Regions from separate parts of the Mus musculus genome. Here regions 2, 3, 4 and 5 are each linked to region 1. The links are chromatin loops, found by intact Hi-C in ENCODE. Cell type or tissue: heart. All regions are shown on one strand. Links, peaks and the distances in the headings refer to the core of each region. The heading gives the core; the rest is flanking DNA.

Region 1 (6,054 bases), core at 608-5,607:
CAAACTGTCCGAAAGATCATGAGGAACTGTGGCTAGCAGGGAACAGGGCATCCCTGGTTTCTCTCCTTATCACTGCAGTTGCCCCTTTCTGTTCCTAAAGCAGTGAGAGAGGCCCAAAGAGAAACATGGTCTGTGTAGCTGTCCTGGTCTCCCATCAGGAAGTACACCCACCTTGCTCATTGGATACCAGCCAAAGCGGTCACCACTACAACCAACTGCTGCTGCTTTTAATTCAAACTAATATTGTGGTTTTAAGCCCCCATGCGGCTGGGGAAGAGGGACCAGCAGTTAATACAGAGTACTGCTCTTCCAAGAGGCCTCTGGGTTGGGTTCCCAACACCCTTGTCAGACAACTCACACCCTCCGTGTACTCCAGCTCTGAGAAGAATCCCATATCCTCTTCTGGCCACCACAGATAACTGTATTCATGTGCACAAACCCACATGGACACACAACTTCAAACAAATAGAAAACTCCCAGGAGCCAGATTTCAACACGGAAAGTTCTTCCCCACTGTCCCCAACCACACACAAGAGGTGTGCCTGTAGATGAGGCACCTCCATTAGGTTATAGGTGGATCAATAGCTAAAGGAGGGGAGACCAAGGAAGGAAAAGAAAAGAGGATCTCTGAAGCTGGCTGCACTCTTCTCTAGTTCATCTATCTGCTTAACAGAACATACAAGTGAAACTTTCAAATTCAAGCCAGCAAAAGAATCACGGCTTCTTTTTTGTTAGTCTTTTTTGTTGTTGTTATTTTCGAGACAGGGTTTCTCTGTGTAGCCCTGGCTGTCCTGGAACTCACTTTGTAGACCAGGCTGGCCTTGAACTCAGAAATCTGCCTGCCTCTGCCTCCGGAGTGCTGGGATTAAAGGCGTGTGCCACCACGCCCAGCTAGTTTGTTTGTTTGTTTGTTTTTGAGACAGGGTTTCTGTGTGTAGCTGTAGATGCACAGGAACAGACAGTTGCAGACCAGGCTGGCCTTGAACTCAGAGACCTGCCTCTGCCCCTCCCCCACCCCCCAGTGCTGAGATTAAAGGGTGTGTACCACCACTGCCCAGCTCATGGAAGAGGCTTCTTAAAACAGACTGTACAACTCCTTCCTGACTTCTAGAAATCTTCGAAGAACCCTAAAGCATACACTGTACCAAGTGGTAAGTGCACAGTATTGTTGCTAAAACGGAAAAGGCTCTGGGCCTGTGCACTAGTAAATGGGAATTATGGAACAACAATAATTGGCTTCTATAAAAGTAACCCAGTGAGTATAAGCTGCAATAACAGATTTAAAATCATGAATTACCTTCATTAAACAGAGTGTTAGCTTCTTCCAGGACCTCTGTTAGTTTGTCACCAGCATTCAGTATGTCTTCCCGGTTTTCTATTTAAAAGAATACAAGCTTAGGGAACTGGGCACATCCTTCACTAATAAGTAGCAACTTACAGTTCCTTCCACTCCTACAGCCTGGGTAATGATTAGAGTGGCTTTATCTCTTTAACAGAAAAAGGCTTTATCTTTTACAGAAAGAGACAATGTTACTACTGTTCCAAGCAAATTGAACGTCTGTGTGTGCAGAAGGCCTGGGGTCAACCTTTGATGTCCTTCCCTCAGCGCACCATCACCTTTGCCTTTTGAGACAGGGTATCTATCTATCTATCTATCTATCTATCTATCTATCTATCTATAGAACTATCTATCTATCTATCTATCTATAGAACTAGCCAAGAAGGCTAGGTGAGCTGGCCAAAGAGACCCAGGGTCTCTGCTTCCCCTCGGCTGAGGATACAAGTTTACAGAACTACTTTTAGGAGACACTTTAGAGGGTTCTGGGGAATCTAATTAAGGTCGCAAGAGAAGCATCTGCCCATCTCCCCAGCCCTCAAAACTTGAACTCTTGACAGGAAACACTTGCTCCCCAAATGTGCAAAGGGATGACTCTTCGGCTTCCCAATACAAGGGCTCGATTAAGAAAGGATTGTCAACTTCTCAAGCAACAGGCTCATCTGGAGAGCCACACAACAAACGCTTGGGCCTGTACAGCATTTCTGATTCAGTGTATCCGAGCTGGGCAGGGAAATGTGCATTTTAGCAATCCCAAGGGACTCCATAGCTCAGGCGCCCACGAGGAGCAAGCTAGATTGAACAAAAATCTGGTGGTGTGTGCTTGTCTTCCCTACTGGCTAGCTGAGCTCAAGTCACCACCAGGTCTGGTCTCCCGCTTTTCCAGCCGGCCACACAGCACCTGCGCGGCCGCCGCCAAGGTCGCGTAGGCTGCACTTCGTAAACAAGCGAAAGCGCGCTGCCGCGAGCCTGCGCAGACCGGCCAGCGCCTGCACCTCCACCGCCCTCCCCAGCCATGGAACGCCACCGGCCCGCGCAGCCACAAAGCGCCACCTTACGTTGGACAGAGTTGATGAGAGCGCGGTACTGATGGCGGATCTGGCGGCACAGGCCCTGGTCGTACTCGGCCTCCAAGCAGGCCGGGTCCATCAGCTCGTCCCCAGAATCAGACAGATCGGAGTCCTCCAAGCTCGGACGCTCCGCTGCCTCCCTGCGCTCCGGCGCGGCGCCGCGGCGGGCCAGCGGGGACCGCGAGCGGGACCGGGAGCGGGTGCGATCCCGGTGCGGGTCGCGGCCCCGGCCCCGGCCCTCAGACCGGCGGCCGCTGCTGTCGCCAGACATCGCGCCAATTCGCCTTGCAACTTCGGAGCGGCGGAAGTTCGCGCCAGAAACTGAAACCCCCGGCTGGGCTCGAGCGCCGGCTCCAGGAGCAACGCAGCTCCCCGGCTGGCGCGTGAGCACACAGCGACACCTGTGGCCCGGAGGTCGCGGCGGCGTTGGCTGTGTCTGTGCCTCGCATTGGTTCTTAGTTACTCCACCCTGCAAGCAAGAGTCTTAGGACTTTAGATCTCTGATCCTAATGCCCACCCCACTTAGTCATGCATCTTCCCATTGTCTCTTTGGCTCCTCTGGCCTTGGGGAGGATACAACAAACAAAACAGGGTTCCTTGACTGTACCATAGTAAACTGTTAAGCCTCCTTCTAAATATCTGCACCACCACACGGCAGGTTCACAGCTGATTCTCTAACAACAGATACCCTATAACAGGTCTGAGGAAGATAATTATATGCAATGTGGTTTCAAAGATACATGTATACATATCATTCCATGTAATTGTGTGTGTGTGCACTGTACATAGATACGCATGCACAAGTGTGCATCTGCGGGTACAAACGGCAGGTTGGCTTCAGGGGTCTTCCTCTTTCAGTTCCACATTTTTTAGATTTGTTGTGTGTGTATATACATCCTTTATTTGCGTGCACACTGTGGACGAAATGTATGCAGTGCCCTCAGATGTCAAAATAGGACGTGCACACCTCCTCTGGAACCGGAGTTAAGAAGGGTTTGTGAGCTGCCCTGTGGATAACGGCGATGGAACCCTACTCCTATGAGAACTAGTGCTCTTAACCTCTAAACCATCTCTCCAGCCCACTCTCCACGTTCTTTACCATAAGGCATCTCTAGCTGAACCTGGAACTCGTCTTTTTGACAGGACTTAAATAGCCAGCAAGATCTAGGCATTTTCCTGTCTTCACTTCCAACGCACTAGGATTATGGATCCACACTGCCGTGTACAAGTTTGGTTGTTGTTTTTTGTTTGTTTGTTTTTTGAGACAAGGTTTCTCTGTGTAGCCCTGGCTGTCCTGGAACTCACTTTGTAGACCAGGCTGTCCTCAAACTCAGAAATCTGCCTGCCTCTGCCTCCCAAGTGCTGGGATTAAAGGCATGTGCCACCACCGCCCGCCCATGTACCAGTTTTTATGCCACCTTAGGAATCCTGAGGTAATCTACCCTCTGACACACACACTTCTCCTTCTTCCATCCCTCCCTCTCACATAGGATTTCATGTAACCCAGGCTGGCCTCAAACTGACCCTGTAGCTGAAGCTAATATTGAGTTCCTGATCCTCGTGAATCTAACTACCTCACAAAGGCTGAGAGGATTTTGAGACCAAGATCCAAAGCCTAGTGAGCTCACTGCTACTGAGATATCATTGCTTCTAGAGCCTCCAAAGAAAAAAGAACTAGGAAGCTATGCATAGACACCCTTACACGTATATAAGTGCATCTCTTCATATTTTATGTTGCTGGGTTAATTTAAAACACTAATTTGCATTGACATCACAGAAGAGTGTGTGGGGAAGAAGGGGTGAATGTGATTGATGAAATACTATTCTCTGTATTAATGTAGACTACTGAGAAGAAATGGTTCAGCAGTTAAGAGCACTTACTGCTCTTACAGAGGACCTGGCATCAGTCCTCCGTATCCACATAGTGGCTCCCAGCTGTCTAGAACAACAGTTCTAGAAGATTCGACACCCTCTTTGGACTCCTGCACATACGTGATGCATGTAGCATCACCAGGCATACATGCGCACACATAGCAAATCTCTTTAACAAATAAAACGCAAGCTTATAGCAGTGTCCGATGTCCGATCAGAGTCCGATGTTGAAGTCCAGGGGGCTTTTCTCCACTCTGTGGTGATGAGTTTATATTTATTTACATGATTAACTTTGATAAGGGATGCCCAGAACGCTGGCAAAAATGTTATTTGTAGGTGAATCTGGGGTGGTTTTCAGATTCCTTGAGAAGCTCTGCCCTCAGAAACCTGGCTGGGCACCATCCGATTCACGATGGTCTAATCAAATGGAAGAAAAGGGCAGAGACAAAAAGAACCTTCTATCTTTCTCTTTCAGCAAGGGCATCTATTTCTGCCCTCAGACACTGGACTCCTGGTTCTAGGTTGCAGACCAGTACTGCCCTGTCTTCCTTATCACCCATTCTCATACCCTGGACCTTGGACTAGGAGGCACCCCACCAGCAGCCCTGCTCCATCAGCTCTCAGACCCAGATCACACTCACTCTCCAGACCACATGTTGGTCGAGGGGTTTCTTGGCTTCCCTGACTGCGTGAGGCCAGGCAGATAACAAAACTCCTCATTCATGTCTATGTAAGTAGTGTTGGTTCTGTGTCTCTAGAGAGCTCTGACTGATACATTCTGGTTTTATATTTATAAATTCCTCCTCAGCAGTGAGAAGTCTGGTTTCTAATATCATCAGTGCACTTCCTTGTTCACCTAATCCTCCCATCCGTAGCAATCCCTGCTATGTGAGGCTCTTAGCTTCTCATCCTTCTCCCCATCTTGTGGCCACCTTTTTTTTTTTTTTTTTTTTTTACATCTCTAACACCTGATACATCCCAGTGATCCCATCTCCTTCCCCATAGTACCACTTAAGCCACCACTGTGAAAGCATTTAACATTGTACTGTTTACCTTGTACCAAGGACAATTCAAATAGCATCCGGGTGGCACAGTGATCTAGCTCCAAAATCCTGTCCTATGCCTGTGTTGGGTTGAGGAGCCCCCTTCTAAACACAAGCACAAGAGGCAGGTGCTGCCAGCAGCAGACCTGAACACAGACCAGAAAGCAGGTCTGTAAGGGCAGCTGCTGGCACAGAAGGCAAAGAAGCAAAGGGCCACACTACCCATCCCGGTAGACAAGCTAAGACACGAATATCAGACAAGGCAAGGCCCCTGCCATTGTTGAGTACCCCCAACCAATGGGAACAGAATAAATGTACAACAAAGACACATTCCCAAGGAAACCCCGTAACCCTAGATCTTGATCCACCGGTGAAGTAACTTGGCACAGATGTTTGTGGATTTGGGGCTTAAAAACCCTGTAGGATCTTAACTCAGGGTCATGGTTCAGTTCCCAAATCTGAACCATGGCCCTGGTCAACAAGTCCTGAGGTGCATGCTCAATAAACTCTCCCTGTCTGAGATCAGTGTTTCTGTGGTTTGTGAGGCGATTCCTGGATCCCAGCAGTTTTAAGAGTCGAGAAAAATGCCTTTGTGTGAGCCATAGTGGTGCTTGCCCCTAATGCCAGCACTCAGGAGGAAGAGGCAGGTGGATCTCTGTCTGTGCCAGCCTGATCTACATGCCTAGAACACCCACGACAGCTAGGGCTGCATAATAGAGAATCTCTGTCTTGA
Region 2 (6,054 bases), core at 434-5,433, 99 kb after region 1:
CTTTACAATACCAGGACACACTCCATCACTGGGTGACACCAAAGCAGAAAGTCAAGGAACTAGTCATACCACTTGCACAGTCAGGAGGAGACAGACATAGATGCAGCCCATTCGAGCAGTACTGGCTCGCCATCCCTACTCTCCCACAGTCCAGTGCTCCAGACTGGGGAAATGATACTACCCACAAAGGGCTGGATCTTTGTCCATGAATTAACTGTCTAAATGATTCCCCATGCACATGCCCACAGGCCAGCCTGACCTGGATAGTTCCTCAGTTGAGATGCTTTCCTGGTGGTTTCCAGGCTGTGTCCACTGACGGTTAACCAACCAGCACATCCATGTTGACAGAACATAGTCACAGACTATGAGGAATATGGATACCTTTGGGGGAGGGGAGATGCTACAGTCTGGTGTCCCAGGACCACAGAGCTGTCCTCTGTCATGAAGGTCCTGTAGTTGTCACCTGGGGAAGAGAAATTCACATGGGAAAGGCCTGTCACCCCAAGGACATTGTTGCCTAGATGGGGGGCGAGGGGTGGGGCTCAGGCTCCTAGGCTGGCTGGAAGGAATGTTCTTACCCCAGGGCAGCTGCTTCTGGACTGTATAAAAAAGCCATAAGGAGTGTGTCTTAGTTAGGGTTCTACCGCTGTGAACAGACACCATGACCAAGGCAAGTCTTATAAAAAACAACATTTAATTGGGGCTGGCTTACAGGCTCAGAGGTTCAGTCCATTATCATCAAGGTGAGAGAATGGCAGTATCCAGGCAGGCATGACGCAAGAGGAGCTGAGAGTTCTATGTCTTCATCCAAAGGCTGCTAGTGGAAGACTGATTTCCAGACAACTAGGGTGAGGATCTTATACCCACACCCACAGTGACACACCCATTCCAACCAGGTCACACCTATTCCAACAAGGCCACACCTCCAGATGGTGCCACTCCCTGGTTCAAGGATATACAAACCATCACAGAGTGTTTGTCTGAAAATTCTGTCTCCAGTTCCTGTCTTGAATTCCTTGGCTTCCCTCAATAATGGATTTTTTTTCCTTTTATTTGGGTTGGGGGGTGGTGGTGGTGGTGTTTGTTTGTTTGTGTGTTTGTTTCATTTTGTTTTTGAGACAGGGTTTCTCTGTGTGACAGTCCTGGCTGTCCTGAAAATCACCTTGTAGATCAGGCTGGCCTCAAACTCATGGAGATCTACCTGTCTTGGCCTCCTGAGTGCTGGGATTAAAGGCTTGTACCACTATACCCGGCTCAGTGATGGACTGTAAAGTGTGAATTGAAATAAACCCTTTCCTTTCTCAAGTTACTTTTGGTCAGTGTTTTATCGAAGCAACAGGAAATCAAACTAGGGTACTTCACCAATGGTTGATGGTACATTTAAGCGAGTAGATTGGGGTTCTAATTTGTGATATGACCACAATAATATGGTACCGATGTGCTCGTGACAAGCGAATGAGCTAGGAATCTATTAAATGGTCCTCAAAATGTGACTCTTAGAAATGCTTTTTTTTTTTTTTTTTTTAAATACAGAAAATTTCTGTGGCAGCATTGTCTACAAATCCGGCTAGGGAATTCTCACCTGGGGCTCTCCAACCTAGGGCGTGTTTCTTTAAGGGGAGGAAAGGAAGTGTCGAGTCACCCTGAGTCTTCTGCCCTTTGGTCTCTGAGTCTATAAAATATAGCAATGTTTTCTTTGACACAAACCTTAAAATAGGAAGCCTGACACCCACATATAGCCACATTCTCTTCTCAAGTGGGGTCGAGCGGCAGAAATTTCCAGAGGAAAAGGTGTGGCGTGGGCAGGTAAGTACCACTTCTCTGTATGAGGAGATGCAAGTGAAAGAGCTCCTTTTAGACCCTAAAAGGAAAAAAAAAAAAAATCTCTAAACCAAATTGAAACGTACACAGTCCCTAGAAATACGCCTGCTTCCGAGGTTGCAACAGCTAAAGAAGCAGGCAGGGCAGCAGCTGTGCAAAGTTTACTGAAAGTTTCTGTGGCTAAGCGTCTGTCCGGAAGACAAGCAGGCAGGCAGAAGGCAAGGCCAGTGTGGATTCAGGTAGTGTCTTGCCCCCACCCACCTCCAACTTCTTGCTTAGGTTTCTCCAGCTAGCAGGCAGGAGCCAACCCCGCCCCAGCTCTGGGCTCCAATCCTTCCTTCACGTGGCCACGCATAGGGGAAAGCGCCGTGGAAAAAGGACTCCCAACAGTAACAAGTTGTTGTGACTCAAAAACTCCTGGAAGAAGTCTGCGGGGCGTTCGGGTGCGGTCCTTTCCCCGGCACCCTAGCCTGAGGGTGCACTTCGGCGGGGGCCCCTGGGTGCGTGTGGGCGCGCCGGGCAGCACATTCCTGGCCGGGGAGGAGAGCGCGGCGGGCGCCCCTGCGAGCAGCTGGCTGTGCTGGCCCTGAGCGCTCGGAGCTGGGGGAGGAGCCTGGCCCGGTCGCCGGCGCTCTCCCAGTCATTGGCCTTTTGTGCTGCAACTTTTCCCGAGCCCTTCGGGGAGCCCGCGCCCGCCCCGCGCCGTTGCCCCGGGAAAGTTTGCTTTTCCTGGGTCCTCCCGCGTAGGGACTGCGCCAGGCTCAGAGGACTCATCCTGTCCGGGGGACTCTGGTGGTTGTGTCCCGGGAGAAAGGCGGCTACGTTGAGGGCCAGCCCTGATCATCCCGGGTAAGTGCGCAGTGGTGACTGCGGGCGCACGTGGGGTCAGGGAGGAGACACAGGACCCCAAGACCTTGGCCGCCAGACAAAGCCGTGCTAGAAGGGGCTGCGAAGCTCCTTTCAGCTTTCCTAAGAGGGACTTGTGTCGGCTCTGAAAGTAGCAAAGTACATTTTTGTGTTCCCTGCTGGCAGCGGCGTGTATCTGTCAGGGAACTGGCGGGACCCAAGCGTCTGTCTGGAGGCTGGTTCCCCCAAGTGGGCCACCAGGAGTCAGCGCCTGTGGGCGGAGTGTTGGGGTCCTCCAGGTTTCCGGGGGAGGGGGTTATCCCTGACCAGAGGCTGCCTCTTGCCATCTCTACTGGGCTCTTTTTCCTAGTCGTGTTGGTTATGCCGGGGGGGGGGGGTCTCTTGGGGGGGGGCATCTTTGGCGGTCATGTTGATGAGTGTGGATGAGTCTTAAAGATCTGCACAGGATTTCCTCCGAGTTTGAGACTTTTAAATTCTCGAACAGTTACGTCAGCGGGGCCGAGCGCACTTCTGGGCTCCAGGGCGGCACGTGACCCAGCCGAGCTTCCCTCTAGGCGTCCTTTGGCTCAGCTAGGCTGCCACCGGGTTCTCTTACTTTGGGTGTTGTGCACAGGCAGCTTCAGACGTGCTGTGATTGCCTAGGAACACGCCTCTATATACCTGCTGTTTTCTTAAGTCCCGCGTTGGTCTTTTCTTAAAAAGTGGCGACTCGATACACGGTTGTCTTATGGTGTCAAATGGAGAGAGACATTTGTGGTAGCTGGTAGAAATAGAAACACCGGAGGGGAGAGGAAAGGGCTTGCTGAATGGGTTTACATGTGCCCTGTGATCACCCCAGGTCCCCATTGAACAGTCCGTTCAATGAGGGGTCCCAGGGCAGACTCCTATTTGTTTTATCCCAGAGGAAAGCACAGTTCTCTTATGAGGCAGAGAGAGCTCCCGATCCATTTCTCTGATACCCTGTAGAGTGGCCACATTTAAAAAGGGGCCACACTTTCTTTTATATGGAGCAATGACTTTGGCTGGTTTACATCCATTCAGATCTACATGTAGATTTTAGTGGTGAGTCCCAACTTATGCTTTTGGGCTGACAGTTTGAATGTGGAAGGGAGACTAGGGCTGGCTGGCTGTGCTGGCCAGCGCGTGGAAGGATTTTCATGGGTCTCTTCTTCACAGGCCCAGCCCTGTCCTGGGCGTTTTTCTCTAAGGAGACTTGGAGCAGGATATAATCCGGCAGCTGGCCCCTTATACAGTCACTAGGGTGGACTCAGTCTCTAGGCCACCTCCTTCTTCTGATGCCACTCAAACGTTAGGTCCCAAGCTAGGTGCAGTGCCGTGTGCCCTTAATCACAGCTCTGTGGCATGGTATGTTGAATATGGTAGCCAGCATTTAAGACCCATCTTAAAAGAAACAGTTAGCTCAAGCCTCAGAGTATGTTCATGGAGTATGGCCTGCTTATATTCCAGTCATTCATACCCAGGCATCTTTGCTTACGGAAGTCTGCAGATCAGTTCTTGGGGCCTCTGTGAAACCTAGATAGAATTAGTCCTTCCCCTCTGTTGCCAGTGCATGGACTATTTAAACTGAAAGGACACTTTAAGATCAAGGTTTCCCGTAACAGATTTGAAAAAGAAGCATGGACGTGCAGGGTCTCAACTAGGATTGCATTCCAAAGTGGGGCTCCAACACAGGACCCCAGACTCCTGACCTGGTTGTGTAGGTGTCACAGCACAGGCAGCCTCTGGTTTTATTTGGTATTGCATTGGTGTTGTTTGTTTGTTGTTTCTATGGAGACAGACTCTGCATGAGGAAACGACATATCTAGCATCTAGTTTACAGAACTACTTCCATAAAAACTGGCAGGGTTCTGGAGAGGGGGTGGTTGGTGGCAGTTGAATGACTTCAAGACTGTAAGGTCATGTGTGTGTGTGCATGCGTGTGACAGAGAGAGAGAGAGAGAGAGAGAGAGAGAGAGAGAGAGAGAGAGAGAGAGAGCACAGGTGCATCTGTATCTGATGGGCAGACTTTGATAGGGGTCAGCACCCCTTGGAAGGAATATCTAGAAACACAGAAGGGTATTTCTGGTTGCCTTGGTGACCAAGTGCACTATAGGCACATGGTGGGTGTGGGTCAAGGGCACTTTGCATGGGACAGGCCTGAACAACCGGGAATCGGGAATTGCTACTCCAAGTAGCAGTAGTGGCCTAAGTGGAGGACTCTGCCAAGGTCACAGGAATTCAAAAGATACTTTTTAGGAGGATGTGGAAACAAACCTATCTATGGCAGCCAGGTTCTAAGCTGTAGTGTGGATGAAGCTAGAAGACAAGGAAGGTGTAGCGGAGAGCATTGGCAAGATGCTGATGGGGCTAGCAGACAAGGAGAGTGTAGTGGAGAGCATCGGCATGCATGTGTGCACATGGATGTGTGTTTTCCTGGGATTTGGTCCCTTGGCCCAGAACACGGTCCTTGGATCATCATGGTTGGGTCTGGCAGACTCCTGCACCTGCGCACAGACAATCAGAAAGTTTGAGAAGTTGACAGAGTCAGTGGCTGAGGTTGTCCAGAGGAGCAAATCTAAGAAAGAGAAGGCTCACAGCCAGGTCACTGGGTCTCTCCCATTGTGACCAAGGTCTGTGAAACCCAGCTTGGGGATGGATCTTTTGCTGCCTCTGCCCCAGTGAGGTCACAGACCTTGGTTTATAATCTGAACAATCATTTTCACAGCGACTCCCTTGGATGACAAAACATTGTAACAGATTATGAAATAATTTGAGAGACGTGAGAGGCATGAAAACAAAGACTCAGGAGAAACAAAGGTTTGCCAGGCAGGGCCTCTAAAATTAGAGCAATGGTCTCCAGAAAACATAGTAATTGCTGGTGGTGGAGGCTCCATTCTGGACGTGGGGGAGGGGCTCAGCACCACCCTGCTCTCCGTCTCCCCTGTGTACTCTGTTACAGGGTTTCAGCTTCTCGTCTAGCTAATGGATTCAGGCGTGCCAGTTAAGAGAAAGCAAAGTTCTCGAGACTCATTTCCCCTGGGGCGGGAGGGGCAGTGTAGAGATTGCCAAGGATTTAGAGACAAAGACTCAATCGTACCAGCCCTGCCTCCCCTCTTACCAGCTGTGTGACCTTGGGGGAGTCATGGACCATCTAGGGGGCCTCTTCTCTTTAGTCAATAGTAGGGGTAGTTATCCTGGCCCCTCTGCTTCATGGAGCTGTGGTCTGTTGGTGAAGCCGCATACATGAAGACACTGGCAAACTGTAGAGTGCTTTGCAAAGGAACAGTACCCTGTGTTAGTAGTTTCTACCTCACAGGTGCCTGCTTATTGGCGGTATGTTTCCTGGTATCTGCTATAGCCTGTGGT
Region 3 (6,054 bases), core at 750-5,749, 210 kb after region 1:
TCTTATCTGCCTAGTCACGATGCTAACAGGCATGGCCAACTCACTATAGAAGAGATACTTTGTTGCTCCTCAGGGCTGGGGGGTGGGGCGCGGGGTGGGGGGGGGTGGGGATGGGGGGAGGTGTCTTGATTTCTCCTGCTTGGGGAAATTCTCTGGATGGAATCCTGCTTTTAGGTGAGAAATCTCATGTGTGTGTGTGTCTGTGTGTGTGTCTGTGTGTGTGTGTGTGTGTGTGTGTGTGTGTGTGTGTGTGTGTGTGTGTGTGTGTATGATGCATCCTGATTTTGGGCAGACCGGACCGCACTCATCTGGGAATCTACCTCTTTCTTCTCTCCCTGACCCTAGGTCATCGCCAAGGAGAGAGAAGTCTCAGAGTGGAGGGATAAATATGAAGAAAGCCGACGGGAAGTGGTGGAAATGAGGTCAGTAGGGCGCAGCCTTCCTGCTGCTTAGAAGCCCTGCTCCCTGGCTTCGTGGCGGTTTGTGCTGAGGTGGTCCCTATCCCAAGTAACGCTTTCTATAGAAGAAGTTCACTTTTCTCTATAATCATGGCTAGTATTTTTGTATAGGTGGTTTTTAAGAGATTTTAATTTTTTAAAATATTTTGATCGTTCTTAATGATGTGTGTCTGAGCGTGGGTTTGTGCACATGAATGCCGGCGCCCTTGGACGCCAGAGGCATCTGATCCCCCAGAGCCTCAGCTTGCTTGAGAACTGTCCACTGTGGGTTCTGGGTCTTCTGGAGCAGCACAAGTTCTAACTGCTGGGGTGTCTCTTTATCTCCTACGAGTGTTTTTAGAATAACACAATGCACGAGTTAAAGAATCCAGTGAGATAAATGTGTCCTGCATCCCCCTGCTTCAACTCCAGCAGACTCGCATTCCTCCATACATTTCTAGTAGGAAACAAAACACCTAGATGAGGGTCAGGGCCTGTTTTCTAGGCCACCAGCACATCTTCCCGAAGGCACTGTGTCACTTTCTGGGTGACTGGATTGAATGGGCAAAGACCCTGCATCTTCAGAGGACTGCTCTTGCAGAGGGATGCTTGACACCTTGATATTTTCATCTGGGGGAGTTGCCAAGCAATGCTGGTACACACCTTTATTCTCAGCACTTGGGAGGCAGAGGCAAGCAGATCTCTGTGAGTTCAGAGCTAGACCGGTCTATGTAAGGAGTTCTAGGTCAGTCAAAGGTTACATGGTGAGATACTGTTTTACACACCCACTCCCCAAGATTAATTTTATTATTTATACATATACACATACATATATATACATATATATATATATATATAGAGAGAGAGAGAGAGAGAGTTTAAAAATACAAGGGAGGGAACTGGAGAGGTAGCCCAACACTTAAGAGCACTGGCTGCTCTTCCAAAGGACCTGGGTTCAATTCCCAGCACCTATATGGCAGCTCACAACTGTCTGAAACTCCAATTCCAGGGGATCCAAAACCCTCATGCAAATATACATTCAGGTGAAACACCAATGCACATAAAATAAAAGTAATAAATAAATCATTAAAAATGCAAGGGGACAAGAAGCAGCCTAAGACCTTGCGGAATGTCTCCTCCATTAGAGGAGACTAGCTCCTGTTTCCGGAGGCTTTGGAAGAAGATACGGAAAGGATGTTAGGGAGCTACAAGAGCAATGAGAAAGGCTTCCTGGGGAGGGAAAGGTTTGAATTAGACTCGAGAAACAGATTCTGGGTGGCAGAAATGAGAGAAGGAAGTAAGCAAACACCCTAGGCTACACTTGGAACGAGAGAGCTGAGATCGGGGGAAATTGTCTATGCACATTGAGCGCCATGTCCGTGAGCCAGCTGGAAAGTGCTGAGCCCGTGAGAGCAGTGAGATGTGAGACTCTGGGGGGCGCTCTGGCCCGTTGGTTCACATAGTGGACAGCGTGGTGGACTGAGAGCTTTATGCCGGGAGAAGGAACTTAGTGATGGAGCTCAGGGATGAGTGCAGAGGGTGTGAGCCCAGCTCTGACCGGATTTGTGCTGCTGTTCCCTGGTTACACTGTAACACCCCCCCACGCCCCACACCCCCCACCCCCCACCCCCGTGGGCAGAGATTTAACACCGTCCTGTTCTATAGCTGAGTGTTTCCTTGCCTTTCTTCCAGGAAAATTGTGGCCGAATATGAGAAGACCATTGCACAGATGATCGGTGGGTGTCACGACTAGAGTGCTCAGGGGAGGGGGTAGGGGAATGGGGGTGGGTTTCAGCCACAAGGCTCAGAGCCAGTTCCTCTAAGAGTAGTGAGTTCCTCGGCAGGGACCATCTCAGCCGCACTTGTGGCTGTACCCTGAGGATAGCCAGGAGAATGTACGTCACAACTTCACAATTCCCCAGCATCTCCACAGACCTCATTTACCCAACCAGGTGATCCACCATGTTGGGAAGGAGTCTGAGTCTGGCCAGTAAGTTGGATTTTGCTTGCAGGAAGCATAGAATTAAAACCCCCAACCCCAACTTAGTTTAGAGTCCATGATTAAATATACAGCCTTAACACATAGATTTAGGGCCAGGATGGAACCCATGGCAACTCCCTACCCAGTACCCTTCCTCTTGCGGCTGGCAGAGCATGGTAGCCAATCCCAGCTCTCCCTGAGATGTGACACCTCCGTCAGAACACTGCATCCCTGAGTGCCAGAGCTGAAAGATTGCTTAGGCCTGCAATGAAAGACGGCCCTATACTAGCAAATGACACACAATGACCTGTGTGCCTTCCTTCATCTTTCCTTCCTTCCTCCTTTCCTCCGCCCCCCTCCTCTCCTCTATTCCTCCCTTCCTCGTGTTACTATCTATCTCTCCATCTCCCCCTCCCCATCCTCCTCCTCTATAATGAGAAACATTCTTGGAGATAGTCCAAGACCAGGCTTGTATAGTCTTGGGGAGTTGGTCTTCATGTTGATTTATGTCTAGCTATCTGTTTATTTGCTTAGGTTCATGATAATCAGTTTTAAAAATGATTTTTTTTCCCTACCTAAGGATTTGTGGGGTAAACATACAAGTTTGTGCTGAGCCTAGATCTGCACAAGCTTACAGAGCCTAGATCTGTACAAGCTTACAGAGCCCTGTAGCAAATGTTTGGCCTTTTGAGTCCTACCCGTCTATAGCTGACCCCAAGATGAACGGCTCAGTGGCCTTTGCAGTAGCAGGAGGGCCAATGGTTGAATGGCTGGCCCTCTCGGGAGCATTAATTGTGGCCTACGTTCAGCCACATTGATCCCATGGAAGGTGCATCCCATCAGAGCCAAATGCACAAGCTTATGGATGAGATAGAAACTTCAACATGCTGCGCATTCTAAGAGCTGGCAAAGGAACTGGAGAGGAAACAGGCTTCTCTCAGTGTGGACAGGGTTGCCTCCTGTGTCTTGGGATATGACACTGGCAGATGCTAGTGTGGTGTTGAGGGAGAAAGGCCTGAGGGAAGGCTGCCACAGCCAGCTTGTAGCAAGCACACAGCTAGGGATGTTCAGAGAAGCAGGAGTTCCCCCTGGTGGACTCTAAGCATGAGAGCCTGTCCAGCTGACCTATCTGGGAATCTGCCATTATGGTGAGACAGAAGCTACTAGGTGCTGATTCCTGCTTCTGAGAGAAATTGCAGCTGACCGCAGTTGGAACATTTTAATCTTGGACAGTTAAGAAGGGTGGGTATCAGAGGCTTGGTGCATTTCTTTCTTGGACTCTGAACAGTTTTCTGTGTACAAGAGAACCCCCAGGATGGCTCAGGGAGACTGCTACAGCATCCCTAGCTGAGTGCATCATCTCTTGGATAACATCCCTACTGTGTGCATAGTCACGAGCCTTACTCACCAGCCTCTCCCTCATCCGCTTTTCCAAAGCTTTTCTAACCCAGAAAAATTGTATGTCAGTTGCTGTGGAGGATCGCTGGGTGAGGCCACTAGACATTTCATGTTCCGTGTTGACAACCTGTGACATGACCGCCCAGGGAAGGTGGGTGGACCCGCCTGCCTCGTAGGAAAGTAGGTCCCTTCACATGTAGAAACAAGCCCATGGGCCTCATCTGGATTCCATGTTTTCATCCCAGTTTCATTCCACCTGTCCAGCAAGGCGAACCTGGGCCTGAGAGCCTGGCAGCTTAGGACCAGAGTGCATGTGTTTTGAGGGAGAGCCTGGTTCCTCTGACCCAGGCGCCACACCTGCTCATCCCTTCTCAGCAGCTCCTCAGGAGAAAGCGTGCCTTATCTAAGCTCAGTAGTGGGCTCCATGGAATGCAGGACAGGAAGGAACCTCTGCGCTTTCTGCATTCCAGATTGTGGCGATTTTTTGTTTGTTTGTTTGTTTGTTTGTTTCTGCTTTTCTAACAACTGCCCTGATTCTCTGTTTTGCTTCCATTTTCTGTTGCTCTTTGCCCTTTGCTTGCAAAACAAACAGGCAAGCCTGGTAAGTAACTGCTCCCTACCCCCACCCCACCCCCACCGTCTGACACCCACCCATCGCAGCCCACCCCTCGCAGCCCCTTGCTTGTGTTTTGTTTTCCTGGCTTGGTTATTTTTGCTTTCGTATTTGCTGCTTTCCCCATTGGATTTAATAGTGGTTTGCCTGCAAACGCCAGAAAGCCCCCATCAGGGTTTCGAGTCCCCGTTGTCCTGTCTGGGGGCTGAGGCTGATTTCCTGACTTTAAGAGCCTAGCTTTGTTGGTCACGAGTAAGAAGATTTGTGCAGACTTGCCATTGCCTGGCTCTCCTGGGAACCGGGCAATTCTATTTTTAAAAGTGACAAGAGGAAAGCTTGGGCTAGGCGACATCTTAGATTCAGGAAATCAGATGGAACTCTGTTTGATAAATAGCTCCTTCAGCCTGTCTGGTGAAATGTATACGTGACCACAGATCAGCCCAGAATGTACATTGTACGGCATGCTGGGAGCAAAGGAAATGGCTAAAGTTCGGTCAATAACATCTAGTGGAATTTGCCAGTGCCCTCTCCTCTAGGAGTGTGGATAGAGCAAGTCTATTGCTTGTATTAAAAAGCTCTCTATTTAAAAGGCAGCACTTCATGAGTCACTGTGACGCTGTCCCACTGGGTCAGGGGCGATGTTAAGAGCTTCTGTGGGCAGTGATGCTGTTGATAACAGGTCAGATTCCAGGCCGTCCCAGGGCACCAAGAGCTTTGTATTCATTCTCTTTTTTTTTAACCTCTCCAAATGTTATGGCCCAGAAGCACTGCTATCCCCTGGTTCTGGTTCTGGTTCTGGTTCTGGTGAGGAGGCACAGTGAGTTTAAGAACACTGCAGAGTTGGGATTCCAAGCTGGCGTGTCAGACTCCAGAGCCACTGCCCTTGGTGGCTTCTGGACGCTGCTGAGAACCCTGGGATCATAGAGGCAGGGTGGAGGGACAATAGGCATCTCCTAGGGCAGTGGTTTTCCAGGCAGGGCCCTGGGTCAGCTCTATCTGAATCCAGGGAGCTTGTTACTTGTGTAGATTCCCCACCCCGATCTGCTGAGTCAAAAGAGAGGAGGGAGCCATGTCTGTTTGTGTAGCCCTCCAGCTAGCTCTAATGCACACTCTCAGCTGACAAGGCCCTGGGTCCACAAAATTTCAAGGCTTGGAGTAAAATTCAGGCTGTGACACCCCCCCTCCCCCTCACTGTGACACACAGTAATAATGTGCTGAACTTAAGACACAGCAAGAGGGTGCTCTATCAGAAAACAGAAGGAAAAATAACCCAAATCAAAATCTCTGGCTGTTCCCAGTGGGGACTGTCCATCTCAGGGGGCTTGGGAAGAATTTGGTCATGGCCGGGCTTTGTCTTTGGGGCTGAGCCTGGGCTGTGCTGTTCCCTCAGTGAACAAATGAGGTGCCTTGTTCAAACCCTCTTTCACCTTCTGTAAGATGGGGACAGGAACACTTTGTACAGGTCACTTCAGGGCCACCTTTGTTCATGCAGCACGTGGATCCCGTGGCAGGGCCACTTGTGTGGCGGGGGTTTGTGTGCCCAGAGCAGAGCGGTGAACCAGACTGACCCGCAGCCAGCCCCTGAGGAGAGCGGCCTGGTCCTTTGTCATTGTCTTCTCCAAATA
Region 4 (6,054 bases), core at 707-5,706, 320 kb after region 1:
TGCACCTGCCCAGGCACCAATCCCTCCAGAACAACAGTCTTTTACATTCATTCCTGGAGCAGGATTGTGCTGAGCAAGCCATAGTTCCTGAAGGAGACTTCAGCCACCTCATTTGTAGTCTGGCAAGTCCCTTAACCCAACCAGCCCTGGGTAATTACCAGGAACCATTCTTCCTATCACAAGCTGGTTGCCAGGAGTGTGGGTGTGGCAGAGGGCCATGAACCAGCTTCTCCAATGCAGCTACAGAGGCAAAGCTCTGATTCTCTCTTGGCTCTAGTTCACGTTTACACCAAACAGTAGAAAAGAGCTGGCTTTGTTGTTGTTGTTGTTGTTGTTGTTGTTGTTGTTGTTTTGTTTTAACTCTGAAGGGAAAACAAGACAGCACTGGGTTCAGAAAGAGTTCTGTTCACGTTTAATCCTTGTTTCACCTTGGTTCTGACTGACGTCTGGCTAGACAGGGATTTACCTCAGGAACTGTTCCTGCGGTTTGTCTTTTGAGTCTGACTGAGCAAGGAAGGAGGCCTGTGATGTTCAGCAGACATTTCTATTCAAGAGAGAGAATAGGTGTGAATTAAACATTAGATTAAACATTGTCAGGGTCGGTCTTCTATTCTAGCGGGACAGAAGGAAAATAAGACCAATCAGATATGTGGGTGATGTTCTGCTCAGATTTGTGTAAATAATATGTGAGTGCTGCAAAGGAGAAAAAGTAAGGCACAAAGGTTCAGGGTGTTCCTGGGGAAGGGAAGTCAGAGACCGTATCAAAGAGGAAAATGACAGTTGGGAGGTGGAGGCAGGCAGATGTCTGTGAGTTCGAGAGCAGCAAAGTCTACAGAGTGAGTTCTGCTACACAGAGAAACCCTGTCTCAAAAACTAAAAACAAAAGTAAAAATGAGAGGGGGGCGGGGAGGAAAATGACACCCAGTAGCACCAGATGCGTTTGGACTAGTCTCCTGGCTTGTGTACCCCGGTCTGCTTGGCTCTATCAGAGGGGCTGGTATCTTGCTGTTAAGTGTGTAGAAAGAAACCAAGGAGTATTTAGAATAAAACACCCAAGTACTTCATCCGTGTGAAGTATGGTGATGACGGGGCAGCGATGCTTCAAAGGTACTTTGAAGTTTACAAAGCCTTCGGTCCAGACTGGCTCTGGGAAGTATTCTAGCGTGCCTCTGCTCTTTCACTCCGTCCTCTTTCATTTGGTTTGCTGTCAGACTTAATCTCAGCATAGGAATATCTCACATGCTTACACTTTTTTCTTAAGTAACAGCGAAAGTACTTATGTTATATAATGAACTGAAGAAAGGGGGGTAGGGCAGAGGAAGAGCAGAGAGCCTTTTATCTTCTATACCTACCCTTCTTTCAGCCTCTGAACTTAAAGGCACATCAGGAATTCTCAAGTTTTGGCTGGACCCCAACCTCAAAGTAGCCCGGAGAATACTTCGGCTGTGTGTCATTGGGCAAATTGAATCCCTTCTCTGGTTTCTGTCACTGTGCATACATTTAACTCTCAGTGCCAAATAAGCTTTAGGATTCATTATGTGATTGCACACTGCTTAGTCAAATGGTAACGACAATCAGGAGAATGGCTCTCTCGTCCAACGCAGAGGGGGTTGATAGAGAGGCTCACGGCTTCAGGGTTAGGGATTTCCCATCACGAAAAGACACTGAACTTGAATTTGACTTTTAGATTGTGTTGGTTGAACTTAATTGCTAACTTGATGTGGGGGGTGGGTGAGGGGAGGGGGAAGAGAGGGAGAGGGAGAGGGAGGAAAGAACTCAGGGCATGTCTGTGAGGGAATTTCCAGAGTTTACCTGAGGAGATAAGACCCGTCCTGAATACGGGCCAGATGCGCTCTGACTGACCCTCATTCTTCTGTTACCGTACCTACCCTACCAGGATGAACCATGCAGACCCTCAACCTGTGAGCCAGAATAAGCCCATCCTAACTTAATTGCTTTTCTCTGTTACAGATTTGCAAACAGCCAATTCGTTATGTACATTCTAATCACTCCCAATGGAATCTCCTAGGGCTCCAAGGGCTGAAAAGCCAGGAATTTCTTTCAGATCTTCAAGCCAAGGAAAGTTAGCTCAAAAAACCTGAGAAAATCAGGTGACATTTGGATTTTTATGTGAAAACTTTTTTTAAAACTTCATCTATACATTCAGTTAAATCAGCAAAAGCCCAGTGCATGGGCCAAATGAAAGGGCTGCGCTGGCAACTCTATGGACTCTTTCAACCAGTCTGTAGATAAGGAAAGGAGTCTTCTTGCTCCCACCTGAAGAAGAGCCAGATGGCCCTCAGCAAGGCTGTGTAGCTGAGATTTCTAAGAAGGTAAGGTGCTGATCGTCTTCGATGTTGGAGATTTGAGGTGGAGAGTCAGCACGGGCAGTTTGCCAGTTCTACCCCTCCAGTCTCTCATCTAGCATAGCCTAGTTGTCCCACGTACACGACAGAGGAACCTTGTCATGAGAAAGGTTGATAAAACACTCTCAAGTGAGAGGGCATGATCCCCAGCTGTGCAGGATACAAACCCCCAAACGTTTATTGAGAGCCTCAGTGTGTGTCACTCACTGGGAAAAGTGGGGTATGTAATTCTCTCCCAGTTCTTTTGCATGTTTAAATATCTCACCTTCTTCAGGTTTCAGCTGAAATATCTCTTCCTTAGAGAATGCTGCTGGACAGGACATCCTCTCTGAAGCCTGCCTCCCTATCTCTATCTCTGAAGCTCATTCTTTTCTTCCACTTATTAAAATGTATAAGGATTGTATTTTGTAAAGGGCTAGCTCCCCTTATGAAACACAGGCTCCACGAGGGCAGGGACTTCATACACTGAGGTTGCTCAACAAATAGGCTGAATATTTTAAAATATCTCCTTGAAAGAGTTTTGAGCAATCCTTTTAAATTTCCTTGGCCTCTTGCATTAATACCACTATTTTAAGGATGAGGTGAAATTGCATTTTGAGAAAGAAATGGTTAGGAGCAAAAAACTGGTGCACAACCAGTGAATTTTATGTTTCTTGTACCCACTATGGGACAGCTTGCAAATTATCTGCAAAGGAACCAAACCTATTTTTAAAGATCCCTGTGCCTCGCAGCTCTAGGTGATGACATCAGAGAACCTCTAGTTCCACGTCCTAAGCCGAGCCTCGTGGTCCTCAAAAACTGCAAGCCCCAGGATGCAGCGCGGCATGGGGAACCCAGCGCCCCGCGCGCGGCCGCGAGCCACCACCCTGGAACTAGGAAGACGCCCGATTCCTTTGCCCGCCACGCCGCCGGGCGTGCGCGGAGCCTGTCGGGACTTGTAGTGTTCGCGGTAGGGAGTGCCCGCTCCGGAATCTCAGTCGCTGTCTGGTCTGGTAGAGGCAGCGCGTGCACGCGTGCGCAGTGCGCGGGCGGGCCGTCGTGGGCGCCGCTCCCGGCAGCTGGGTGCCTGAAGGAGCCGGGACCGCGGTGGCGCGGGTGCTCCGGGCGGAGGCCGCGGTAAAGTGGGGCATGAGGTGTGCAGCTCGGGTGTGCGTGTGTGGAAGGGGAAAGCGGGGCGAGGAAGGCAAGGCTGAGGCGGCCACCGGCTGCTGAGGGGGGCGCGGGGCCGCGCCTCCTCGCGCGTCCGCGGGCGCGCGCACCTGGGCGAGGCCGGACTCACCTGTGCGCGGGTTCCTCTGCGCCCGACGCCAGCCCTGCGGGTCCCCGCCAAGGCCCACAGCCCCTGGTGTCCTCGCTGCCGTCGCCGTGGCTCGGCCCCTGTCGGGGATCCCGGTGGCGACGCCTGTCGGAGCGGCGCGCCTCCAGGGCCGTGTCCGCCCCATCCGCGCCGCTCGCTCCCGCACAGCCCGGCTTCCCCGCGTGTGCGGACCGAGAGAGTGGCAGGGTTGGGAGTGCCCTGGCCAAGGTCAGGCGGGTGGGACCCGAGAGGCGCCTGAACTCTGGGTTCGGGACTTGGAAGAGGGCTGCCCTGCTCGGCTTCTGGTTCCTTTCGGATGCTTTCTATTGACCCTCCCGGGAGAGTGTCCGGGGAGAAAGTGGTGTCAGGTTGAAAGCGCCCTGCTGCTGTTCGCGGTGCTCCGCTTTTGGTAGAATCCTCGTTCTGCTCGACACCCAAGCTGAGGCTCCACCGAGGGCCGAGTAAATTCAGAAACTGATGTTGTCTGGGACCGAGTCCCGAGGACAGGTTTAAGGAACAGATACCAGGTAGTTTATGGCATTTCGTTTTCTAGTTCGCCTTCCCGTTCTTTCTAATACTTGCTTGGATGAGTTGGTCGTTATCTATCTTAATAAGATTTTCTGTACTCTTGTGAAGTCGTATTGCCCTTTGTAAATTAGTTTTCTAACCAGAAAAGCTTATTTCCTGTGTGTTTAATGACCGGAACAAATAGCCCACTCCAAGGTTTATACCATTGTCTTAAGACTGTAGAGTGATCTGCTCTCTAGCTTCCAGGCTTTTTACGTTGACGGCCACTGGACGAATCTGTAGCGAAGTTTAGAAGAGTGTTAAGTGACTCAGACGCTTTGGAAGTAAAATGAAAAACCATTTTTAGTTTACAGCTGGAGATGAACTATTATTTCAAAAATAGTAACACGAATTTTGAATACAGTGCGTCTTAGTTTATCTTACCAACAAACTTGTGGCAAACCATTTTCCCTCAAATTTAAATATTCCATATTCTGGACCAACTCTTCTACAGAAAGTTGATTTTCTTCTTTAAGAGCAGAGATAAACAAGAATAGTAAGTCAGCAGAAATCAAATTAATAGCTTATTTTATAGTGTTATAAACCCTACCCTGTGCCAAATGTCAGATTTCTATTGAAAAATAACACTGTTTCAGTGGACATACTGTGAATCTGTGCTTGTAAAGAGTCACTAGCTTGCCACACACAGCAGGGAAGTGATATACATGTTGCCTTCTGTCTCCCTTTATCTTGTTGGCTTCTGGTTTCACTGTTGCTGTTGGGGGGCGGGGAAAGCAGCAGGTTTGTATCTTTTTTTTTTTTGTCTTCTGTTTGGGTTTAGCAGTGTAGCAAAATAGGAAAGACTGTGCTGTGTACATCTGTTTGGCGGAGACTGAGACAGTGGGACAGGATAAGTATACAATTGTGAGGAAACGGCCATGAGTTCATAAGCAGGAAGGACCTTTTTAGAAGTATTTAAGGATGTTAAGAATAGCATTGGATTCTTTAAACAGTTACTGTGGGCAGTATTCAAAGATAGGATAAGATGCCTAGGGCAATAGGAAGATACTTGGGAAAGGTGGAAACTTACATCTTTATGTGAGCTTTGCTGCTGAAAAACTGACTACTGGGCCTAAGGAAGTTCTTTACTGTTATGCCACTACTCAGATTGTAACTCTTGTCCTCCCCCTTTAGAATTTATAATTCAGAAGGAAATCTAAGAAATAATTTGTTAGTATAATTTAAATCAGATTTTAACATGAACTTGTTGAGTAGTGTGCATTGTCTTATTCTCATTTAAATAGCTCTGTAGTGTAAGAATGAGGAGAAAGGCTTTTGGGTGGGATGCAGTGACTGTCAGATGTGTCAGAGGCTACTCTGCTTTGGCTAGTAAGTTTCAAGAGTTGTAGCAGGGATGTTTTAAGCATCCACTGGTTGCTAGCTAGGAGCTGAAGATACACAAATAATCACCTTCCATATGCCTGAGCAGTACATTTTCTGGCATATCAAGACTTTATTTAAAATTTCAAAAATTGGTTCTGATCTGCAATAATAGATTAAGATTGATGCAATAGGAGAGAAACATCCAATTTTAGTTTTCTTTATTTAATTTTATTCATTTATTTCCACTGCTTGTGAGTAGATAGCATTTGAGAACAGAGTGACTTGTGTATGCAGTTACTTCATGAGGCGGAAGCATTCAGGGGCTTTAGAAGCTTGCCTATAGTGTGCTCAGTTATTTGTAGGAATATCTGTATGGGATGTGTTCATATAAGAAAAAGATATCCTGCCGATATCCTGCCAAGCAGTGGTGGCGCACGCCTTTAATCCCAGCACTCGGGAGGCAGAGGCAGGCGGATTTCTGAGTTTGAGGCCAGCCTGGTC
Region 5 (6,054 bases), core at 428-5,427, 110 kb after region 1:
GCACCTAGAAGGGTTTATTTCTTAGTCTTTTGAGCAACATGTTGGCTACTCTCTGCTTGTCCTGAGAGTAAGTTCTTACCTGAGCTCTCCATGATACCCAGCCCTGAGTTCACTAACCGGGAAGCCTTGGGGACAATAATAGCAGGGTTTTGAGGGATACTTAAGTTGTATGTTCGAAGGCTTCCTGCCATCTGACGTCCTGCCTTCCTTTACCAAGGCATCCTGGGTGGCCAGAGCTGAGTCCACAGGTCAGCCTCTGCCTCCCATTTTAGTACTCACTCCTGGGTTGGTCCAACATGTGGGCACTGCCTATGGTCTGCCCCACCCCCACCCCCCACCCCCATCATTTTTCAGCTAGACCAGGGGGGCTGTGCCTCTAGGGACTGTGGGTTTCTGATCACCCTGACTTTGGATTAGACAGTCTAAACCTTCATATTGTCGGGGGATGCCTGGGGCCCTGGGAGAGGAAAGGCCTTCCCTGGTCCACTGCTCAGACCTCCTGGAGGGTGGCCCTCAGTTGATTCTTCTGTACTACATGTCACTAAATTCTGCCTGAGACCACCAAACCCTGCGTGACCCAGGGGCAGAGATCTCAGATCTGGAGTTAGAGCAGATGAAATGTCCAGTGTGGGTTAGGGTGGAGAGAAGCCTTACTTAGCTCATTCTCTGTTAACGACACAGTAATGAACAGTTAATGACACAGACTGAATTACAAAGGAAAAAAAAGGTTTATTTTGATTGGTGGCTCCATTTGAGGTCAAAGGGATGCATCTGGTGACAGCCTTCTCCTTGCCAAAGTAACAAACGAGTACAGAACATCACATGACAAGAGACTGGGAACATGTGAGAGACCCAGCCAGACTGGCTTTTATAACAGATCCACTCTCAAGATAATCCATTAATCCATTAGGTGCATAAATGGATTAATCCACTCCTGAGGGCAGAGCTTTAATTAGCCCTTACAGGTGCCACCTGGTGCCGCCTTTAAATATGTCTTGGTGGGGATTGCACTTCAGCTTGAGGTTGTGAGATGAACCGTATTCCAGCCATCACCAGAGGCTGTGCTTGCTTGTTCTTTGTGAAAACATGTCTGCATCGTGCCTAGTACATCCTGTGTGCTCGTCAACATTTGTCCCATCACTTGCTACCGTCTGTGCTGTGTTCATTCTTGATCCCCATTCTACTGGTGTCCTCACAGTCTGGGAGAAGGAGAAGTGTGTATATGGGGGGAGGCACACCCTTCGGGGAGGAAGGAGGGAGTGTGGACCTGCTGCGTCTATGTTGATGGTACCTTCCTCTCTTGAACACATCCCACTGGTCAGGTACCCTGCTGGAGAGATGCTCTCAGGACTGCCCTTAATGAGTCTGACTGTTGCCTGGGTGGCAGATGGGGAGACTGAGCTTTGGGTAGACCTGCCCTAAGACTGCACTGCTCTTTATTGCAGAGGAATGGTTCTGACTAAGGCAGTCTGACCCTGCAGTCTTTGCCTCCCAAGAGGGGTTATGTCAGGCCTTTTATTTCTTCACCAGCAAAGACCCAGTACTGAAGCCCAGGAGTAGGAAAAATAAATTTGAGGCTTTGAAAAAACAATTGAGACCTTATAAGAAATGAAAAGCGCAGGTCAGAGTTGAAATGAGTGGAAGTTTTGCTTGAAATGTGTGCCAAACACTGCATTATATCAGCCTTCACGGCTATGGCTCCCTGGGGGCTGTACAGCCTTCTTGGTTCGTTCGTTCATTCATTCATTCATTCATTCATTCATTCATTCCCGTACACTTACTTCTGTGTCCTGGATTGAGGTTTGGTAGTGAAGGGCAATGTTTCCTCTTTTGTTGCTGATGGTCCAAGTTCCCTCCTGGACCTGCTGTTTTGTTTCTTCCTCTCTCCTGAGAGGTCCCATGGCTCCTTGCACCCCTCCTGAGCTGTGCCTGTGCTCCAGACTGGGCTGTGCTCTTTCCAAGGGAAGACTCCAGAAGACAGCCTGGGCTCCTGAAGGACTTTAGGGTCAGCAGTGAGAGGCCCACACTCCCAAGACCTGGTCTCCTCTACTATCTTCTGTCAGGCAGTATGGCTGCCCTCTTGTCAGGAGTCCCGAAGAATTACAGACCACATTTGGCAAAGCCCTGAGATACTGTACACGTTTTTTCCTCTTAAAAAAAAAAAAAAGAGTATTTCCTTTTGTTTTAACCAAAGGGCAAGTGTTTGCCTTGCTGGACTTGCTTATCTGGGAGTGGAAGTGTTTGTCTGTACTCTGCCTCAGAGTCATCCCACCAGCCACTTTCCCTAGAGCCCTGTGGGAGGCACCTTCATCCTGTTTCCTCCCTCTGGCCAGGCCTCCTGGCTGACTGGAAGATTTCTGGACTCCTATGCATGCCCTTGGCTTCAGCTTGATAGTGTTCTTCATCCTTGCAAAGGAAGCCTGAGAGTGTGGGATGCTCCCCACACAGGCTTGGCAAGGAGCTGTTCTTATGAGTGAGGCTCGTATGCTTAGGTTAATCTGTTACCAAGTTCATATTAGAGTGTTAGCAACAATAAAACGAGCATTCCTAGATCTTGGTCAAATACCTTAACCATTACAGCCTTGTTCCCTGTCTGATCTTAGGCAACTTGATCTTGCTGGTCTAGGAATCGGCTCTGCTTGTGCCTGGTGCTCAGGAATGCCAGGCCATGCTCAATCCACTCTCACCTACTAGATCCAGACAAAGAAAGCCCAGCCTGGCTTGCCCAGAGCCTGCATTAGTGATTATCAGTAGAAGCAGAACAAGGGTCTGTCTGCTACGCTCCCCAGAGGACATACTTGACAGGATGCTCAGTAGTGCTCTGCGAAGGACACTCCCAGGGGAGTCTCCAGGTGTCATGACACCTTCCCTCTGCTTACTGTGTATTGCTAGTTTACAGCTAGCCTACAGCTTGTGCAGAAGAGCTACAGTCAGAGACGTTTCCATTCCACTGAGCTCTGACATTGCCTTCCAAAACCTCACATAACAGAGGTGAGCTGCACAGAGCTGGCAGCTGTGACTTCCGGGGTTCCCTAAAGTGCAGTGCACAGTTTCTGGGGAGTCCAGCCTTGAGTTTATCAAGTTTTACATTAGCTAACACTGTGCCCCACACCCACAGCCCCAGCTAGTTAGAGGCCTTGGCATGATAATTGAACTAGTCTGGGTAACATGATGAGACTATCATTTAGATAATAAAGTAGGTTTCTTAGCTTACGTGGGGAAAAGAAGAAGGAATACTTCCGAGCCAGAGACCCGGCTGTGTGGAGCACGGTAGGTACAGTGCTTGCCTAGAACACACAAAACCCTCTGCTTAGTAAACCTGGCCCCATAGCACCTGCCTGTAGTCCCAGCAGGCTGGAGGTGGAGGCAGGAGGACCAGGAGTTCTAGGTAAGGTCATCCTACCCCACGTGGGTAGTTTAAGGCCAGCCTGGACTACGGGAGATTCTGTCTCAGGAGAAAACGAAACAATTTATAGAAGAAAAAGGTAGCAATGCCAATAACAACATCCCAAACTCCAGGGAACCCTAGTTTATGTATTAGTCAGAATGATGTAAACTTATTTAAGTTCACCGGACTTCCTTTAGAGATAAATAAATAAATAAAGAATCTCAAATCCTTGTTAAAGATAAGTCACTAATGACACAGGAAGTCCTGAGTTTATGTGTGAGGCTTGTAGTTAAAGCCAAGTCATTCAATGATCAAATCCCAGATGGCCTCTGATTGCTCCCTCTGTCATTCACGAAATCCTGGGTGGACACCTGGAAGCCCCCCTCCTCTGCAGCGGCTTGTGTGCTGTCCAGCCTTATCTGGCTCCTAAATAGTCCCAGAGCTCTTACTGGGACCCCTCACTAGGGGATCGTCTCTTTAGTTATTCTCTGCAGCAACATGACTGTCATTTTTAAAATGTCCTGCCACTCGCCTGCGGATGGCTCTGTTGACACTCTTGTCACCTCAAGGCTACAAGTTCATGCCTTATCTCCTGACCTTCTGAGGCCTCTCAGAACCTAGCCTCAGCTGTCCACCTTAACCTCCCTGCTCTCCTCAGAGCCCGTGCGGCCTGCCAGAGCCAGACCAGGCTCCTCGCTGGTGCAGGGCGTCGCTGGCAAGCCTTGTTTTACTGTTGTTGCACACATTGATTGCTGGTTCCGAACAGCTGTGAGAACAGTGTACTGATATTCTCCCACGTAGGTTCGGCCAGTCACTCTATCTACAGATGTATATCTGTTCCTATTCCTCTCTGAGTCATTCAAGATCAACTTGAATGAAGTCGACCCCTCCCAAACCTAAAGCCCAAATCCTCGAGAGCTCCAGCATGCATGTCCCTAGACAGCAGCACCCTCTGGTATGACTCCAGTGCAGCCATCCATCGGGGGAGCAGTCCCCAGTTCTCAGACTCCACTCAGCATCACCACCTCTGACCATGTCCCAGCAGGTCCAGGGCACAGTCCTACGCTGGACCCTGTGTCCCACCACCTACTCTCTTTCAGTCTAGAATCCTGCCTTGCCTTTCCCAGTTTCCCATGACCTTGAAGAGCACAGATGTTTCATGATGTTGAAAGGCCCTCACTCTATGCCCGTCTATGAGCAGACTAATCTATAGAAGTGTAGCTGGGCCTCTGTAGTGGTGGCAGGAGTACCTGGCAAAGCCGGAGCCTGCCAGACCTCTCCACTACAGAGAGATCACTTTTCATTTTGTGATCACATGGTATTTGGTAGAAGATGCTTAGCGATCAGATGTCCACTTGCTGCTTTATGCCTCCGTGCCTCTGCCCTAGCATCCTCCCATGGCCCCTGCCTGGCCTTCGCTTGCCTCCTTCATGATGCATCCTTAGTGGATGCATCTTTGTTTTCTCGACCGCACCAGACACTAGGAGGCCCTCCTTTCTCCTTGTCATCACTTCAGTCCATGTGGATATATCCATCATTACGCTAACTCCATGGATTGATTGCGATCCATTACTTTCTCTATGTTTTTTTGTTATTTCTTTGAGCGTTTATCCTGTGTGGATGCGTGTTTTGCCTACATGTCTGACTATGCACATGTATGTACAGTTCCCTCAGAGGCCCTTGGATCCCAAGAGACAAGAGCTACAGCTCATTATGAGCTGCCATGTGGGTGCTGGGAATTGAACCTTAGTTCTCTGGGAGAACAACCAGTGCTTTTAACCACTGAGCCATCTCTCTAGGTCCCATATTTCCCATTTTGAGGTCCAAATAACCGAAGGTTTGGCTAATGGCTGCCCCTTTGAGGTTCCATCCTTTTGACAGAACCTTTCTCAAGAGGGAGTTGGGAAATAGGATGAATGTGTGCTTCTGTCTACACAGGGACTCACATGCATGCACACCTCTCTGCCTCTATTCCAGCGTAACTGATAGTCTCCGACCACCGCCTAGCCCCGTCTCTTTCTTTTTCCTACAGCCCAATCACATTTTGTACACGCAGCTCCTCTTCTCATGAGAGCCTGGCTTCTGCTGCCTTTGATCTTGCTGTTCCTGTTTCTTGGCCGTTCTCCCCGTGCTGACGACTTCCTCAGGACACCGGGCCTGGCTTTGCCGTTGTTGTCCTTGGCCAGCTTTCTCCACACCACCCTTCTCCTCTGAGGAAGAGAAGGAAGGCCAGCGGTTTTGTAACCACGCAGAGAGGGAGAGAGGGAGGAAGTTTCCTTGGTTGTGTGGCATAGAGGATGGAGCCTCGCACTAGTGGCCTTCCTGCCTGAAAAACTGTTGTTGGTTTGCAGGAATCGTTGCACACAGGGGCCCAGTAATGCCCTTTGTTGTCTCAGCTATTCCTAGAATATTCCTAGGACTTCACCTAGATCACTCTAGCCAGCAAGAATCCTGTATTCCTGTGACAGTGTGTTCCTCTGTGTCCTCCGGAAGTCGTATGTTGAGACCCTGTTTTAGTGAGGGTTACTGTCAGTCTGATGAAACACTACCATATATGAAAGCAACTTGGTAAGACATTGGTTTCCATATCCTGAGTCATGGACCTTTGAGGGAAGCCATGACAGGAGGTACTCAAACTGGGAGGGGACCTGGAGGCAGGAGCTGAT

What was found. Hi-C counts contacts between places; a loop is a spot of excess contacts. Peaks named below come from ENCODE experiments on the same cell type or tissue, not always from the same donor. Only the 100,000 strongest peaks of a DNase experiment are listed, where the experiment ranks them.
Region 2: a loop joins it to region 1, with 2.0 times the contacts of the local background. A loop is called at or near these places in 5 of 42 quality-filtered maps.
Region 3: a loop joins it to region 1, with 3 times the contacts of the local background. A loop is called at or near these places in 16 of 42 quality-filtered maps.
Region 4: a loop joins it to region 1, with 2.3 times the contacts of the local background. A loop is called at or near these places in 3 of 42 quality-filtered maps.
Region 5: a loop joins it to region 1, with 1.9 times the contacts of the local background. A loop is called at or near these places in 4 of 42 quality-filtered maps.

The regions. Positions count from the first base shown.
Region 1 is chr7:130,544,598-130,550,651 of GRCm38, forward strand. Nsmce4a (NSE4 homolog A, SMC5-SMC6 complex component) reads right to left here and starts at 2,784. Exons shown (of 11, transcript NM_001162855.1): 1 at 2,395-2,784; 2 at 1,298-1,375. The coding sequence starts at 2,677. In heart, for the core only: a CTCF peak has its summit at 2,812; DNase peaks (open chromatin) are centred at 2,364 and 2,834; H3K4me3 peaks cover 1,943 bases; H3K27ac peaks cover 2,219 bases.
Region 2 is chr7:130,643,761-130,649,814 of GRCm38, forward strand. All of the region lies in intron 3 of Tacc2 (transforming, acidic coiled-coil containing protein 2), which reads left to right. Gm39098 (a long non-coding RNA gene) reads right to left here and starts at 2,197. Exons shown (of 3, transcript XR_869991.3): 1 at 2,083-2,197; 2 at 1,708-1,861; 3 at 802-828. In heart, for the core only: CTCF peaks have their summits at 2,811 and 4,408; DNase peaks (open chromatin) are centred at 2,421, 3,231 and 3,891; H3K4me3 peaks cover 2,926 bases; H3K27ac peaks cover 3,997 bases.
Region 3 is chr7:130,751,489-130,757,542 of GRCm38, forward strand. Tacc2 (transforming, acidic coiled-coil containing protein 2) reads left to right here. Exons shown (of 22, transcript NM_001004468.3): 17 at 346-422; 18 at 2,130-2,173. Among named protein-coding and RNA genes, the nearest start is that of Btbd16, 20 kb to the right of the region's middle. In heart, for the core only: a CTCF peak has its summit at 3,503 (motif pointing left); no DNase peak of the experiment used is centred there; H3K4me3 peaks cover 351 bases; H3K27ac peaks cover 2,275 bases.
Region 4 is chr7:130,862,502-130,868,555 of GRCm38, forward strand. Plekha1 (pleckstrin homology domain containing, family A (phosphoinositide binding specific) member 1) reads left to right here and starts at 3,223. Exons shown (of 13, transcript NM_001346515.1): 1 at 3,223-3,482. It overlaps Gm5602 (a long non-coding RNA gene), which reads right to left. Exons shown (of 4, transcript XR_869992.3): 2 at 3,646-4,212; 3 at 467-544; 4 at 1-362. In heart, for the core only: a CTCF peak has its summit at 3,780; a DNase peak (open chromatin) is centred at 3,290; H3K4me3 peaks cover 2,264 bases; H3K27ac peaks cover 1,432 bases.
Region 5 is chr7:130,652,422-130,658,475 of GRCm38, forward strand. The region is part of intron 3 of Tacc2 (transforming, acidic coiled-coil containing protein 2); the gene reads left to right. Among named protein-coding and RNA genes, the nearest start is that of Gm39098, 9.5 kb to the left of the region's middle. In heart, for the core only: a CTCF peak has its summit at 2,309; DNase peaks (open chromatin) are centred at 820, 2,310, 2,750 and 4,760; H3K27ac peaks cover 4,278 bases.